Regions from separate parts of the Homo sapiens genome. Here region 2 is linked to region 1. The links are chromatin contacts, found by Hi-C or POLR2A ChIA-PET in ENCODE. All regions are on one chromosome and are shown on one strand. Each heading gives the region's core, a stretch centred on a gene start or an enhancer-like site at or near the end of the contact. The rest is flanking DNA. Distances are from core to core; before and after follow the strand shown. Region 1 holds the start of SLC52A3 (solute carrier family 52 member 3). Region 2 has its middle 22 kb from the start of FAM110A.

Region 1 (4,782 bases), core at 1,830-4,329:
CACCAGGGCCAGGAAGAAGGTGAGGACCAAGAAGGCGATGCTGTGGTGGCCGTCCAGCACCCAGGAGGTCATATTCCAGAGGAAGGCAAAGATGATGCAGGTGACGGTTCCCACGCCCAGCAGGGTGAAGATGATGGGCACTTCGGAAAGGCAGCTGGGCCGGAAGTGATGGAGCAGGGTGACCAGGAGGGGCCCGATGTTGGCCAGCTGGATGACCACCGTGAGGTAGGAGGGCAGGTACCAGCCCTCGGGCAGCTCCATCACCAGCAGGGGCAGCTCTACCCAGAGCCCATTGATGGTCACCCAGGAGCCCATTCCGAAGACGCAGACCAGCAGGTGCATCAGGAAGGCCATGGCGGTATCTGCCCTGGGCCAGAGGCTTTCTCAGATCAGCCTGCAGCGGGGCTGGCAGAGAAGGACACCAGGTGAGTAATTCCAGCTTCACCACCTAGCAAGATGCTGGGACCTGGGGCCCAGAGTTTTCTCTTATTACTCCCCTTCCTGTGAACAAGCTGGCTTTTTTTTTTTTCCTTTGAGACATAGTTTCACTCTTTTAGTCCAGGCTGGAGTGCAATGGGATGATCTCGGCTCAGTGACCCTCTGCCTCCTGGGCTCAAGTGATTCTCCTGCCTCAGTTTCCCAAATAGCTGGGATTACAGGTGCATGCCACCATGCCAGCTAATTTTGTATTTTTAGTGGAAACAGGGTTTCCCCACGTTGGTCAGGCTGGTCTCGAACTCCTGGCCTCAGGTGATCCGCCTGCCTCGGCCTCCCAAAGTGCTGGGATTACAGTGTGAGCCACCACGCCTGGCCCAAGCTGTCTTTTTATTAGCAGAAAACAAGAGAAGCCTTTCCTAACCGTGATTCATGAAAGAAAAGTTCAATCCGACACACAAAAGCAAACAAAGCAGCTTCTGCAAAAGATACCAACAGCAAGGTCAAAAGTTAAATGAAAACACGGGGAAAACATTTGCCACATAAATCACAGACAAAGGGCTCATCTTCCTTGTCAGGCCTCTGAGCCCAAGCCTGCGCGTGTACATCCAGATGGCCTGAAGTAACTGAAGAATCACAAAAGAAGTGAAAATGGCCGGTTCCTGCCTTAACTGATGATATTACCTTGTGAAATTCCTTCTCCTGGCTCAGAAGCTCCCCTACTGAGCACCTTGTGACCCCCACCCCTGCCCGCCAGGGAACAACCCCCTTTGACTGTAATTTTCCACTACCTACCCAAATCCTATAAAACTGCCCCACCCCTATCTCCCTTCGCTGACTCTCTTTTCGGACTCAGCCCGCCTGCACCCAGGTGAAATAAACAGCCTTGTTGCTCACACAAAGCCTGTTTGATGGTCTCTTCACATGGACGCGCGTGACATTCCTAATATATAAAGAGTTTTTAAAAATCAAGAACAAAGAGACCCCATATAGAAGAGGGCCAAGGATATGAACAATTCAGAGAAAAAGGTACAAATAAGCTTTAAACACATGAAAATATTATCACCTTCATTCACAATAGGAAAACTACTCCAGGTGCCATTTCTCACCATGAGATTGTCCCAAAGCCTGACAAAATGACTCATGTTCAAGGTTATTATAGATTGCGATCTTGTTGGTAATAGCAAGTTATGGGAAATTTTCTCCTGGGTGGCTACCAACAGAGAGGGGGCTAATTAAAGGGACCTGCTGGAATACCACATACCTGTTTAAAGGAATAAGAAATAAGGAAAGCAGATCTTGGTGACTGATAAGGAAAGGTCTCCAGGCTATAATAATAATCTTGAAACAAAATCAAGGCAGGTAAATGGAACCAGGAAAAAGTGTACTGCCTTTTGGTCATAGAAGAGGAGGAAAAACATGTTTTCTTTGCTTGTACTTGCACAAAGCAACCCTTGAAGGACACACAGGGACTGCAGGGATGTTGGTGATGCCTCTGTATATCTTTTTTTTTTTTCTTGTGACAGAGTCTTACTCTGTCACCAGGCTGGAGTGAAGTGGCACAATCTCAGCTCACTGCAACCTCTACCTCCCGGGTTCAAGTGATTCTCCTGCCTCAGCCTCCCAAGTAGCTGGGACTACAGGCGCCCACCACTACGCCCAGCTAATTTTTTGTATTTTTATTAGAGATGGGGTTTCTCCGTGTTAGCCAGGATGGTCTCAATCTCCTGATCTTGTGATCCACCCTCCTCAGCCTCCCAAAGTGCTGGGATTACAGGCATGAGCCACCGCTCCTGGCCCTGCCTCTGTATATCTTTTAATAAGAGTTTTGATTTGTGAACCATGTAAACATATTACCTGATGCAAATATATGGTTACCTGAAATAAGATTTCAATCTGGCTTTTTTTCCTCCTGAAATTATATCACTCTCTACGTGGCCTTTGGAGACCACTTCCTCTAGCCCTCCAGAGCCATTCTGCCATCTGTTTACCCCTTTGTCAGCTACCAGTGGCAGCCCACCTGTGCTGTTACTAACAACTTTCTTCTATCTATCCTTAGTCTGAGCAGTAATATGGGAGATGCCAGGAGTGAGGCTCTGGAGCCAGCTGTTTGAGTTTGACCCTGGCTCTGCTGCTTACAATCTGGGTGACCCTGGGCAAGTGGCTTTGCCTCTCTCTGCCTCATCTCCTCATCTGTAAGTAGGGGATAGTGATAGTATGAACTCCGTGGTTTGTTGTGAGATATAAGGATGCTGGTGAGTTTATGCTGTTTCCAACAGTCCCAGCATAGGGTAAGCACCTCTAAGGGTTACTGATCATTATCGTGAAATGGCAGGTTTGGTGACATCGTTATTTTTGTCTAATTCACATGAGAATTAATACATGACTATGAAAATTTAAAAAAGGAAAAGATTCCCCTACTAGGTATCAAGTGAACTCACCAGTGGTATATGCACCTTTTTGTAGAGACACGCTAACTGGGCCAATCTTCACGTTTTGTAGATGGGAGACGAGGTCCGAAGGGGCAGAGGGGCTCTCCTGGGATCTGGACTGGATCCTCTGCAGCAAGCGGCCTGTCCGGGACTCCTCAGTTCACGCTGCAGTCTTTAACTCCATACTTCTTCCTTCTAGTACAAAGCAGGAGTGTCCGTTGTGGCCACGCCTCACCCAGGAAACTCCTGAATCCTGGCAGCTCCTCCCCACGGTTCCCACACACGGAATTCCCTCACAGGGCTGGGACTTCCTTCCTCATACCTTCACTGAGCGAACCCAATGCTCAGTGGCCTTTCTGGTCACCTCCTTTTCCTCTCTGGGAGGAGCCACTCCTGGGGTGTAACGCAGTCAGATCCCCTAGCAGTCCCGCTCTGCCCCCTCCCTTCTGGGGGCCTCAGACTCCATTCCCTCCCTTAGGAAGCTGACTTGACTAATAGCACAGGTGAGGCCCACTCCAGGCGTGCCAAGAGGACCCAAGGAGGGAGGGGAAGCTCCCAGACAGCAGTGGCACACCTTTGCCTGTGCTGTCCTCCCAGCCTGGAGCACCAGCCCCCTCTGCTGTCCACATCCAAGCTTTCTACAAGACTCCGTCCTCCAGGAGACCTCTGGCTGCCTCACCTTCTCAGGCGTCCTCACCAGGGCCCATGACCCCTTCATTTCAGGTTGTTCTTGTGTGGGTGCATGCAGGCACATACCTTGAGACTGAAGCTTTTTGAGGGCAGGGGCTGCTTGGGAATCTGACATTTTGAAGGTGGAAGGGCCTTTCTCAATGACTTAGCTTAGGATTTGTAAATTGTTAACTCACTGGCCACTGCCAGACAGCAGATATATTACTTTGGTTTGCCCAGTGTGTTTAACAATTTGTTACTGTAATCAGCAGTGGAGGGGATGGCAAGCAACCTTCAGCATTTCTGGCTTCTCAGGAATATTTTGGAAGAAGTGGCCCCCCACTTTGGCCTCTTTCTCTGTTCTAGACTCGGGCCATCTTGGAGCTCTCCCCTGCGGTAACATCTGGAACCAGTTGCCTGGGTTCAAATCCCAGCTTCAACCCTTACAAGCTGAGCAAGTGACCTAACCTCCTGTGCTTCAGAGTCTTCTCTTGCAAAACAGCTATAGGCTGTCAGTACCAACATCAGAACTGTTGCTAGGAACATGCACTAAAGTGCTAAAACTGTGCCTGCCACATAGTGAGGGCTCAATGAACCATCATTATAAGATTACTATTTCAGCAAACGTATCAGTTGCATTCAAAAACATGTAGTTATTGGCCAGGCGCGGTGGCTCACGTCTGTAATCCTAGCACTTTGGGAGGATGAGGCGGGCGGATCCCTTGAGGTCATGAGTCCGAGACTGGCCTGGCCAACATGGCAAAACCCCGTCTCTACTAAAAATACAAAAATTAGCCCAGCATGGTGGCGCACACCTGTAATCCCAGCTACTCAGGAGGCTGAGGCCGGAGAACGGCTCCAACCTGGGAGGTGGAGGTTGCAGTGAGCCGAGATCATGCCACTGCACTCCAGCCTGGGCAACAGAGCGAGACTCCATCTTAAAAAAGAAAAAATAAAAAAAAGGCGCAGTTTTTGTTAGACAAATGGCCACTCAACTAAAGGACTACATTTCCCAGCCTTCTTTGTAGCTGCACATGGCCATGTCATCAAGCACAGGCCAATGAATTCAAATGCGACTTTGAGTAGTCTCCTTAGCCCGTTTCCTGTTTAGAAAAAAAAGTGCAGCTCGTTGCCAGCACTCATTTAATTTTATGTAAACGTGCTATTTGAGGCTGAAGCAAATCTGATTCTGACTGCTGTTTTTTTTTTTTTTCTTTTGAGACAGAGTCTTACTGTGTAGCCCAGG
Region 2 (4,805 bases), core at 2,084-4,583, 44 kb after region 1:
TGAATTTTGTTCTATAATTTGTCCTCAGTGAAAGGGGACTGGAGAGAGAAAAAATTATGTTTCAAAATCACCTATAGTACACCTGTTGTTAGATTTTAGTCTCACTTAGTGTTTTTAAATTTTTATTATTTTCTATAGTTTGGACTAAACTCTAAAATTTTTCCTGGTCACAAGTCCCCAAAATAATTTTTTTCATTTTTTTTCTTTTTTCCTTTCCTTTTCCCCCCACATTTTTTCCTGATTAGAAATCACCAAACATTAAACTGTGCTTTCCTAAAGCCCTGTGAACTAAAGCTAGACAATCTATTTACATACATAAGCTACTTTCATACCTGCCTACTGGTGTATGAACTTCAGAGTAATATGGCCTATATTGATTTCCCAGGATTATTGTTGTTGTTGTTGTTTTTCTCCTTTCCTCCCCCATTTTCTCTTAGGACGTGAGACTTCACAACCTGCTAAAGCGAGCTTTCCTAATAATGTGGAACCTACCTGTCTATGAATAAACTGTCCTAGTCATGAGAGATCAGACAAAACCTGAGACCAGAGGCTAATTTTCTTCTAAAATGCTTTTAAAAAGAAAAGGGGGGAAATGTGAAAGGAAAATAAACTTGGGACCCTCAAATCACTAAGCCAAAACGAAAAGTCAAGCTGGGAACGGCATCGGGCAAACCTGCCTCCCATTCTAATGGGATAGCTAAATAAGATAGCTACAAAGATTTTAAAAAGCTACATACCTCCCTCACAATTTTCCCACAAGGAAATTCCTTGTGTACCTAGAACAGACAGAACTCAAAGTCATCCCTCTGCTCATGGGAGACAAATGCACATCTGATGGCTTCCTTTGCCCTATTGCTTCGCTAAGCCAGACTAAGGCATAAGTGACTATTCCTGCAAGTTGCATATTCAGTGGAGGGCTAATCAGAAACTCAAAAGAATGTAACAATTTGTCCTTTATCTACCTATGACCTGGAAAACCCCTCCCCACTTCAGGTTGTCTCACCTTTCTGGATGGAATTGATGTACATCTTACGTATTTGCTGACTGATGTCTCATGTCTCCCTAAAATGTATAAAACCTAGCTGTGCCCCAACTACCTTGGGCACATGTTATCAGGACCTCCTATGGCTGTGTCACTGGTGTGTCCTTGACCTTGGTAGAATAAATTTTCTAAATTGATTGAGACTTGTCTCAGATAACTCTTGATTTGCAGTAAGTAGCATTTCTAAACATCTCTGGAATGCATGCATATTGAAACTCATTATGCAACCCTTGCTGACATCAAGGCAGGAAAATGTCTACAAATGTAATCATTTAGCGTGACCTATGTGGCTAATGTGGACCAAATTATCCTTAAGCTCCTGCTTTAAGGTGCATAAATGCCCCTGAGGAAAAATCCACCTTGGCACTCTCCATCCTATCTTGCTGAGATTCTTGCCTGCACTCTTCTACAGAGTTCTTTCTTTCTAATAAAACTTTCCTTTTTTCAAACCAATACTATTATCCATAAATTCTTCTTCTTTTTTTGTTTTTTTGAAACGGAATCTCACTTTGTTGCCCAGGCTGGAGTGCAGTAGCATGATCTTGGCTCACTGCAACCTCCACCTCCTGGGCTCAAGTGAGTCTCCTGCCTCAGCCTCCAGAGTAGCTGGGATTACAGACGTCCACCACCACGTCCAGCTAATTTTTGTATTTTTAGTAGAGATGAGGTTTCACCATGTTGGCCAGGCTGGTTTTGAACTCCTGACCTCAAATGATCCACCTGCCTTGGCCTCCCAAAGTGCTGGGATTATAGGTATGAGCCACCATGCCCAGCAGTAAATTCTCCTTACTAATCCACGAGTGGACCACTTTCCAATGCTGAGGCTCTGACACCTCGCTGGGCAGCCACTTTTGATTATTTTGGGTTGTCAGGGCTCAGGGACACAAGAACTTGCTCCTTAGGGGAGCTGGAGGTCTAGTAGGGATTGCTTGTTCTCCATCAGGCCCCTAGTAGGGAGGCCTCTCCTGTCCCCAATCCCTGACTCCCAGGGATGCTCCCCTCCAAACCACAGCAGGAAGTTCCTCCTTAGGTCAGACCCACAGCCCTGATGCTGTGGTCTCACTGCAGGTCATAGTCTCACAGGGGCCTCTTATATTATTTTAATTTTAATTTTAATTAAATTAAATTAATTTTTTTTTTTTAGATGGAGTCTCGCTCTTATCGCCCAGGCTGGAGTGCGGTGGTGTGATCTTGGCTCACTGCAACTTCTGCCTCCCAGGTTCAAGTGATTCTCCTGCCTCAGCCACCTGAGTAGCTGGGATTACAGGCATCCGCCACCATGCCTGGCTAATTTTTGTATTTTTAGTAGAGACAGGGTTTTGCCATGTTGACCAGGCTGGTCTCGAAATCCTGGCCTCAAGTGTTCTGCCTGCCTCAGCCTCCCAAAGTGCTGGGATTACAGGTGTGAGCCACCGTGCCTGGTCTTATATTATTTTAATTTTAAATTTAAGAATACATTCTTAATATCAACCTTCAAAGACTCCCTGTTGCTTACCAAGTTAAGAAAACTACTTAAACCTCACATATAATTCCTTTCTCAACTGGGACCAATAAACCGTGACAGCTTTATTGAAGGGGGCCAGCCCCTTCACACCTGTGGGTATTTCTCGTCAGGTGGGATGAGAGACTGAGAAAAGAAATAGACACAGGGACAAAGTACAGAGAAAGAACAGTGGGCCCAGGGCACTGGCGCTCAGCATACGAAGGACCCGCACCGGCGCCAGCCTCTGAGTTCCCTCAGTATTTATTGATCATGATCTTTACTATCTTAGCAAGGGGAGTGTAGCAGGGCAACAGGTGGGGAGAAGGTCAGCAGGGAAACATGTGAGCAAAGGAATCTGTATCATGAGTAAGTTCAAGGAAAGATACTGTGCCCGGATGTGCACGAAGGCTAGATTTATGTTTCTCTTTACCCAAGTATCTCAGTGTAGCAAAGAGCAACAGAGCAGTATTGCTGCCAGCATATCTCGCCTCCAGCCACAGGGCGGTTTTCTCCTATCTCAGAATAGAATGAATGGGAATGGTCGGCTTTACACAGAGACATTCCATTCCCAGGGATGAGCAGAGAAGCCTTCCTCTTATCTCAACTGCAAAGAGGCCTCCCTCTTTCACTCCTCCTCCTCAGCACAGACCCTTTATGGGTGTCGGGCTGGGGGATGGTAAGGTCTTTCCTTTCCCATGAGGCCATATCTCAGGCTGTCTCAGTTGGGGGAAACGTTGGACAATACCCAGGCTTTCTTGGGCAGAGGTCCCTGTGGCTTTCCACAGTGCATTGTGTCCTTGGTTAACAGAGAATGGAGAATGGCGATGACTTTTACCAAGCATACTGCCTGCAAACATATTAACAAGGCACATCCTGCACAGTCCTAAATCCATTAAACTTTGATCCAATACAGCACATGTTTCTGTGAGCACAGGGTTGGGGATAAAGTTACAAGTTAACAGCATCTCAAAGCAGAAACAATTTTTCTTAATACAGATCAAAATGGAGTTTCTTATGTTTCCTTTTCTACATAGACACAGTAACAATCTGATTTCTCTTTCTTTTCCCCACACTTTCTCACGTGTTCTTTCTTTCTTTCTTTCTTTTCTTTTTTGAGATGGAGTCTCGCTTTGTTGCCCAGGCTGGAGTGCAGTGGCGTAATCTCAGCTCACTGCAAACTCTGCCTCCCAGGTTCAAGTGATTCTCGTGCCTCAGCCTCCCGAGCAGCTGGGATTACAGGCATGCACCATGACGCCCAGCTAATTTTTGTATTTTCAGTAGAGACGGGTTTCACCATCTTGGCCAGGCTGGTCTCGAACTCCTGACCTCAAGTGATCCACCTACCTCAGCCTCCCAAATTACTGGGATCATATGAATGAGCCACCATGCCTGGCCCATGTTTTTCTTGTACTTTAGGCTTTGCTACTTACAACCAGAACTGCTTACCATTCTGTCAGAAGCCTTCCAACCAGGGCAACTCCATCTTGAATAGGGGCTGGGTAAAATAAGGCTGAGACCCACTGAACTGCTTTCCCAGAAGGTCAGACATTCTTAGTCACAGGATGGGATAGGAGTTTGGCAGGACTGGTATCACAAGTACAGGTCACAAAGACCCTGCTGATAAAACAGGATGCAGTAAAAGAAGCCGGCCAAAATCCACCAAAACTACGATGGGGATGAAAGTGACCTCGATTCGTCCTCACTGCTCATTATATAGGAATTATAATGCATTCGCATGCTAAAAGACACTCCCACCAGCACCATGAGAATTTACCAATGCCATGGCAACGTCAGGAAGTTACCCTACATGGTCTAAAAAGGGGACGAACCCTCAGTTCTGGGAATTGCCCATCCCTTTCCTGGTAAAACAATGAATAATCCACCCCTTGTTTAGCATACGATCAAGGAGTAACTATAAGTATGTTCAGCTGAGCAGCCCATGCCACTGCCCTGCCTATGGAGTAGCCATTATTTTATTCCTTTACTTTCTTAAATAAACTTGCTTTCACTTTACTCTATGGATTCACCCCAAATTCCTTCTTGTGTGAGGTCCAGAAACCCTGTCTTGGGGTCTGGTTTGGTACCCCTTTCTGGTAATAATTCTGTAAGTATTTGTAGTACGTCTGAGCCACCAAAATTTCCATACTGATCCTTCCATTAGAATATCCTTTCTGCCTGTCTCTTTCTGGCAGGATCTGATCCATATTTCAAAGCCAGTCTCAAATGCCACCTTTTCCAAAGAAACCTATCCTTATATCTTTATCTAATACAAACAGTATA

The links. A loop is a pair of places that touch in the nucleus more often than their neighbours do. ChIA-PET counts read pairs that join two places held with the same protein, here RNA polymerase II (POLR2A). Pooled maps may share reads with other maps.
Region 2: POLR2A ChIA-PET joins it to region 1 with 13 read pairs in activated CD4-positive, alpha-beta T cell. The contact joins the enhancer-like site here to the promoter of SLC52A3 in region 1. A Hi-C loop is called at or near these places in 3 of 50 pooled maps. POLR2A ChIA-PET finds 5 or more read pairs at or near these places in 4 of 52 experiments (MCF 10A, RWPE1, T-cell and 1 more).

Annotation. Positions count from the first base shown.
Region 1 is chr20:765,421-770,202 of GRCh38, forward strand. SLC52A3 (solute carrier family 52 member 3) reads right to left here and starts at 3,080. Exons shown (of 5, transcript NM_033409.4): 1 at 2,877-3,080; 2 at 1-405. The coding sequence starts at 354. RefSeq lists an enhancer at 3,255-3,754.
Region 2 is chr20:809,224-814,028 of GRCh38, forward strand. No RefSeq gene overlaps it. Among named protein-coding and RNA genes, the nearest start is that of FAM110A, 22 kb to the right of the region's middle. Within about 2 kb of position 3,334, at least 2 of the 41 ENCODE cell types and tissues checked have a DNase peak (open chromatin) inside an H3K27ac peak, as active enhancers do.